2 separate regions of the Homo sapiens genome follow, and region 1 is linked to region 2. Evidence: chromatin contacts called from ENCODE Hi-C or POLR2A ChIA-PET data. All regions are on one chromosome and are shown on one strand. The core of a region is the stretch at or near the end of the contact, and the rest is flanking DNA. Distances in the headings are between cores, read along the strand shown. Region 1 has its middle 22 kb from the start of CENPF. Region 2 overlaps PTPN14 (protein tyrosine phosphatase non-receptor type 14).

Evidence for each region. Hi-C counts contacts between places; a loop is a spot of excess contacts on that map. ChIA-PET counts read pairs that join two places held with the same protein, here RNA polymerase II (POLR2A). Pooled maps may share reads with other maps.
Region 1: a loop to region 2 is called in a map of brain microvascular endothelial cell, with 3 times the contacts of the local background. The contact joins two enhancer-like sites. A Hi-C loop is called at or near these places in 3 of 168 maps with a recorded cell type or tissue (brain microvascular endothelial cell and mammary epithelial cell) and 2 of 50 pooled maps. POLR2A ChIA-PET finds 5 or more read pairs at or near these places in 4 of 52 experiments (AG04449, MCF 10A, PC-9 and 1 more).

The regions. Positions count from the first base shown.
Region 1 is chr1:214,579,903-214,583,415 of GRCh38, reverse strand. No RefSeq gene overlaps it. Among named protein-coding and RNA genes, the nearest start is that of CENPF, 22 kb to the left of the region's middle. Within about 2 kb of position 1,400, at least 6 of the 41 ENCODE cell types and tissues checked have a DNase peak (open chromatin) inside an H3K27ac peak, as active enhancers do.
Region 2 is chr1:214,360,294-214,364,022 of GRCh38, reverse strand. All of the region lies in intron 18 of PTPN14 (protein tyrosine phosphatase non-receptor type 14), which reads left to right. Among named protein-coding and RNA genes, the nearest start is that of SMYD2, 81 kb to the right of the region's middle. Within about 2 kb of position 1,407, at least 8 of the 41 ENCODE cell types and tissues checked have a DNase peak (open chromatin) inside an H3K27ac peak, as active enhancers do.

The DNA.
Region 1 (3,513 bases), core at 151-2,650, 220 kb before region 2:
TTTCTTCCAAAGTGTGAAAATCAATGTATGTTACATTTTCCCTTTCTTGGTTGGAAGCTTGATCCTCAAGAAAAGTGGCTTTTACGAGCCCAAGTTTCCAAAAAGACAATGTTACAGCCAAAATAAACCTCGCGACTTGCAAGACAAGTTTGCTCAAGGAGCAAGTTTTTATCATCGTGTGACTAAGTTAAGGATCAATTTGTCTCTATCTCATTTTCAATAATAGTTTTGACCCAGGTGTTAGATTAACCATGGACTAAGGTGCATGATTCTCCTGAGCTCTATGACCACGTGTCTTCACATCTTGGAATGAAAGTGAAGGAATTCCCTAAATCAGGAATACAGCTTCAGTGCCCCTAAGAATAACATGGAAAATTTTTTTTTAATGTTTAATTTGAGGCCATACCTAGGTATTGGGGTAGATTACAGAAATCCATTTTATGAATGAAGCAGGCATCTGTGTGGTCAACAGATAACATATACATATTTCCTGGTTGACTTCTATTTTCCTGGCACCTCTCTGGTTTAACATGTGTCCCAGAGTTATTGCTGTTGTTGCTTTAACAAAAGATTATTATTATTAGCTGCGTTAAAATAAGCCAGGACTGGTTTAGTGGATAACTTTGAAATAGGACGTAGGACTCGACTCTGGAGGCAGGGCTCAGACACCTGACCTAATTGAGGACTAGTTAAAACAGGGATGGGGTGGAAACACCTTTCCATATAAGACATGCCCACCAGTGTGCCATGTCAGTTTACCATTGCCATGGCAACACCCAGAAGTTACCACCCTTTTTCTAGGAATTTCTGCGTTAATCGCCTCTTAGTTTGCATGTAAATTAAAGTGGGTATAAATTTGACTTCAGAACTGCCCTCAGCTACTACTCTCAGCACACTGCCTGTGGAGCAGCCCTGCTCTGCAGGAGCAGTCACAGAGCTGCAGGACTGCTGGAGCTGTAACTCCGCCACTTCAATACCTACCGCTGGCTTGCCCTTGAATTCCATCCTGGCTGAACCCCAATTTGGGGATCATCTGCCCTGCATCAACTTTGTACTTCCATATTGTAGCATAGTCTTCCCTAGTAGTGTGTGAGATACATGTGCCATAAACAGAGTTCAACACTTAACAAGTGGTTAAGTCTGAGCTATCAGTGATAACTTCTTTCACCTTTCTTAAACCTTTCTTAAGGCACAGGTAACTAACTCCTCCATTTTAAGGATAGCGGCATATCTCATGCTGGCTTGAAAAAACAAAGTGTGGTTGCATACGGTGACTTAGGACAACTAACTTTTCATCCCAAAGGATGTGGGAGAAATACTTGTTGCTGCTGTCCCTGGCACCCATCTGGTGTATGAGTCAGTTGTGCCTTGGCCCCAGGTGGGGCCTGCAAGATGATTAAGGCACAAGGCTGCCAATCTGCCAGACAGTGGGGTCAGTGTGAAATGTGGGAAATTAGAAACGTGGTGAATGTGAAATACATGCAGGAAGTGGAGGCTAAGCATGCCTACCATAAAGCTTACACAAAGTAGTGTGAGCAATCCTGCTAAAATGGTTTTGGCATATACTAGATAGGGTAAATCTACAACTATTTATTTACCCTATCATTTGGTAACACTTTTCAAAAATGTTGTGATGAACTCTCTCAGCAACAAAGAGCTCAAAAAACAAAACAAAGCAAAAAAGCATGTTTAATGAAATTTCAAATGCAGATTTCTCATTTCTAAATAAAGTTGACGATGAAATATAACGTGCATAAAATATTTGCCAACATTTATCAGCCTCCTTGGGGCCTATAGTAATGAAAATTAGAAGACATAAATATGTTAAGGAGGCCCCAGAATTTACTTCAAACCTTAGCTGTTATTTTAAGCTTTTCTTCGACAGGCATGAAATATGAAGCAATAGCTGCTAATATATTTGGTTTAATTAACAGAACTCTGCAAACAGCTCATGATTTCTGTTTTATGTGTCACCAGCTGCTTCAAATTAAAATTTAATTAATTCCAATAATTGTTCAATATTTTCATGAAATTCAGTGACTCAAAGCTTTTGAAAGTTCATCTGACTTTATTGTGTCTGCTATTGCAAATTCAGTGACAAAATTTGTGAGGATCATATAAATACAAATTCTGGTGATGCACACATTATATTTATTGTCAATTAGTTTATTGATAAATAAGAAATCTATAAAGCAGAAATGTTCTAGAAAACTTTTAGAGAAACGCTATTATTAAAAACAAAACTTGGAACCAAGCCAGACATGGGAGAGTGTCTGTAGTGCCAGGCGTTCAAGAGGCAGAAGCAGAAGAATTTCTTGAGCCTACAAGTTCGAGTCCAACCTGGACAACATAGTGAGACCCTGTCTCTAAAAACAAAACAAAAACTTGGAAGCAAAGAGATATTAAAATTTATCCTATAAAAGCAAGGGAAGACTTGAGTGAATAAATAAGGAAAGCTTAATCCATTTACAGTGTTTAATTTTGAAATTCTATAATTGTGCCTTAGAATATCTACATTTCTGGAATAATCTTTTGATGAAGCTTTTTGTAAAAACAATTTCATAAATTTGTATTCTATGCCAGAATGGAATGAAACTGCAAAAACTAATAATTGTGAAGCATCTATATACAAAATATTTTAAAGTATGGAGACAACTTACTAACAAGTTTTGTCTTACAAAACTATTAGTTAAAGACATCTACTCTGAATGGAGGCAAACAGGAGGTATCATATCTGGGAAAATACTTATGCTGAAATATTTACACATTTCAAATAAAAAGAATAATATTGAGAATTTCCTTCATTTAGCAGAATTTGTTCTGAGCTTACCATAAGCCTCACCACCTGAAGAAAGAGTAATTTCTCAATTGAAAATATTGTAAGCTAGATGGTAGAGTCAATTGAAAAAGAGTATAACAGGCCAGGTGTGATGGCTCACGCCCATAATCTCAACACTTTGGGAGGTCGAAGTGAGCCGATCACTTGAGTCCAGGAGTTCTAGACCAGCCTGGGCAACATGACAAAACTTTGACTGTACAAAAAATATAAAAATTAGTTGTGTGTGGTGGTGTGCAACTGTAGTACCAGCTACTTGGGAGGCTGAGGCAGGAGGATCACTGGAGCCCAGGAGGTCAAGGCTGCAGTGAGCCGTGATTGTGCCACTGCACTCCAGCCTGGAAGACAGAGTGAGACTCTGTCTCAAAAAAAAAAAGTAGGCGATTTTATGAAGAAAATTAAAATGATAAGACCACATTAAAAAAAAATACACTCTGTAGAAATATCTCAGTAAGAGAGTATTGGCAAAAAACACAGCTATTCAAAGTACTTTATTTAAAGTACATGAATATGGGCCGAGCGCAGTGGCTTATACCTGTAATCCCAGCACTTTGGGAGTCCGAGGCAGGCAGATCACCCTAGGTCAGGAATTTGAGACCAGCCTGGCCAACATGATAAAACCCCATCTCTACTAAAAATACAAAAATTAGCCGGGCATGGTGGCATGTGCCTATAAT
Region 2 (3,729 bases), core at 158-2,657:
GCGTGGTGTAGCGGAGCAGAGTAGATACTTTGAGCACGCAAACATCCCCGTCTTTGCATCAGCGGGTCACCCTACCCCTTCTCCCTGCAGAAGTGGGGTGCTGCTGAGCCTGTGCACACAAGGTGCGTGGCATTCCTTTGCTGCTGTAGGATTAGGGAGTTACACTGAGAGACTTTCAATTTTGTGTAGGTGAGACAAACAGCAGTCAAAAGCTAAGGAATAGTTCTACCTTCTAGCTACGTGGGACATTAGAAGTTTTAAGGGGCTTTTGCCTGCCATATCAGCCAAGTAGAGGAGCCATGAACATGTCACTCTTCCTATTTCACAGAAGAGGAAACTGAGGCCCAGAAATAATTACATGATTTGTCTAGTGCCATGTGGCTCTTACGCAGTGGTACTGAAGCCAGAAGCAAGGTCTGTGTCTGGGTCCAGAGTTATTTCCTGTCTTCACTCTGCCTCCAAACGCTGAGTAAGATTTGGTTCTTACTCAGTTTTCAAATTATATGGCTTGAAAAATTAAAGGAAACTTGTGGTTTGGTAGTTTTTAAATTACAGAATGATTTGTTGCAACTCTGTGGAGGAATTTATATGATAATATACCTATTTATTCAATAGCATGAATCGTTTGAAAATCAGATTAAATATTGCTACATGAAGTTTGTCATATTGAATCATCCAGGAAAACAACGAATGCTAAGCTTAGACATTAAACTCTCTGCCCATGAAAAGATAATTTTGAGAATCTTCCAGTCTGTCCATGGGAATGAATGTTTGTGCTGCTAAAAATTGGAAAAGGGGCAATCCCAACTGTAGCCCAATGTTAGAAAAACATAAAACAAAGCTTGAGCGAAATGTTCATCATGGAATCAGTTGAGACTACATAACAGAAATGTCATTGCCCTCTGAGTTTTTACCATTTTGCCCCACATAGGATTTTTTTATTGTTTGCCTCTCTATTCCCATCACTACTAGAGGTCTCTAGAAATCTCTAGAACAATGAGTAACCTGCCACTGAGTCTCAATCCATCCATTGCTAGGAAGACAAAATAAGATGAGGTAGAATCAGTGTGTGCATGGCTTGAGGGCCTCATCATCACCTTCCCCACCTAATCGTCCTTTCCTTCCCTTCATATCACTTTTGTCACCAAATTCCCCCCTTGTTTTCTTTTCTTTTTTTCTTTTTTTTGAGACAGGGTTTTGCTATGTTGCCCAGGCTGGCCTCAAACTCCTAGGCTCAAGTAGTCCTTCCACCTCGGTCTCCTGAGTTGATGGGATTACAGGCGTAAGCCTGGCCACTCCACTTCTTTCCCCATTCCCTGTGCTCCGCTCCCTACTTCCCCTTTTCAACTCAAGAAGCCATTCTGTCTTGTCTGACACGAAAGACTATTCTGTTCTGAGCTCTTTGGAGACCCATCAAAGGCTGAGCCTCAGTGAGGCAATGACATGGGGGCTCACTGAACACCAGATGTTACTGGTCTGGCAGAGCACAGACAAGCATATCAAATCCGGAACAGTTTGGAGTAAGGGATTCGGCCAGTGTGGCCTCCTGTGGACTTGGTGAAGGCTCAGGGTGGTTAAATGCTCTATGGTGTGTCCAAACATAGCGGATTTCCTCAGTGCCCAACTGCATGCCAGAACATTCTTTGCTGGGACGTGGTCAACCCAAAAAGAACTTCTGTTCCCATTGATATTCAAAGATAGCAAGATGACTCATATTTTTCACTTCTCTTCCCCTAGCACAAATATAGCCAGTCTTATCTGTCCTATTTCCCATGGTTGCTATTGGTAGATGGTTAGCGGGGAGAAATGCTCTCCTTTTGTTCTGGTACTGTTCAGGCCTGGCTAGTAAGATCCAAGCCCCTATTTCAGGAGAAGAGTAGACCATGTTTAGTTTATTTTGTGTTTCAAGCAAAGATTTTAACAAATATATATTAAATTGTGGGACCATTTTTCTCCTGTCCAAACTCCCCTGCCTTCTTTCCACAGCTTCTGGATTTAGCATACTTTATATTTTAGTCTGTAATTCATGCAGTTTTAATTCTGTCAATGAAATGGCCTTTCTTTTTCCTGGACTTGTCCCTCTCAGTCTCATTCTAAACACAGAAAAGTTGAGCAGAAACAATGAAACACAGACACTTACAATGAGGTTGGTAGCTGTGCAGTGGGGAGTGGGGACAGCTGTCCCAGGCTGCTCTGGGAAGCCTCCCTGTGGCCCAGTGCTTTTGGTCACTGAGTGTTAGCTGAGACTTTTTAAGGTGCATAGAGTTTTTCAGAAAGCACTCGTTTTATGGTCTGCAGGACACTCAGTCCCTTGGATGTAGCTGTCTGTTCCAGCTACAGCTAATTACAAAAGGTCAGGATCTCAGTAGCCAAAGGGCAGATGTCTTGATCTTGCTGCTTTTCTGAGTAAGTTATACCTCCTTCATAAAGTGAGGAGGAGAAAATGTCTTCTAGACAAGATTGAGCAATTGTCAACTGCTTTGTGCTTCCTTGGCTTGGGGGCAGTTAAGAGCAGAGCCTGTGGGAGTGAATGAATCTTTAAGCCAGCTGGGACCCTTTCATTGAAGACCAGGAGAACTTTCTTTGTCATATCCCCAGACTTGAACATATCAGACAATATACTGTCATTTAGGCTCAGTCCTACAGGTAATTGAGATGGGGATGATGGTAGAGGAGGAGGAGGAGGATGTGGTGGTGGAGGAGGTGGTGATGGTGACAACATTGAAAATAATATCGTAACAGCTAACTTGTGTCTAGTGTTTACCATGTATACGCACTATTCTAAGAGCCTGATAGTATTAACACAAGTAGCCTTTGCAGTGACACTGTGAGCTAAGTCCTGTTAGTATCTGTGTTAGTCCATTCTCACACTGCTATAAAGAACTACCTGAGACTGGGTAATTTATGAAGGAAAGAGGTTTAGTTGACTCATAATTCTGCAGGCTGTACAGGAAGCATGGCTGGGAGGCCTCAGGAAACTTACAATCATGGTGGAAGGATAAAGGGGAATTAAGCACGTCTTCACATGGCAGCAGGAGAGAGAGAGAGCAAAGGGGGAAGTGCAACATACTTTTAAACAACCGGATCTCATGAGAATTCACTGTCACAAGAACAGCAAGAGGGAAATCTGCCCCCATGTTCCAATCACCTCCCACCAGGTCCCTCCCCCAACACTGGGGATTTCCAGTCAACATGAGATTTGGGTGGAGACACAGAGCCAAGACCATATCAGTATCCTCACATAACAGAAGAGAAACTGAGTCATAAGTAAATGAAGTAATGTGCCCACTTCCCACAGTCAAGAAGTGGTAGAGCTGAGATTCAGCAGATGAAGCCTTACTCAGAGCCTGTGCTCTGAACACCAGTGTGATCCTGCCTCCTGGCTAAAACCTTTGGTGGGTAGGGGAGGGAACAGCCTTATTCTCTCTATTCTTTTATCTTCAGTGCCCAACCGCAGAGTAATCCTCATCAAACATGAAATTAAGTTCATTATTAGGTGGCTCTAGGTCACATCTTATACTGGTCACTTTGCAATATAATTTAGGCAGAGACCTACTTGTTACTGTCAGAAGCTTATAACCTAGGCTCTGTATTTTGATTCATAGTTCGAAGATTCACATGCCTTTTTTTTCTTTTCTTATTAGGCAGGGACTTGACTTTGTCCCTTTGCACCACTGTGATTGCACCACTGCACTCTAGCCCAGGCAACGTCGCAAGTTTGTGATATGC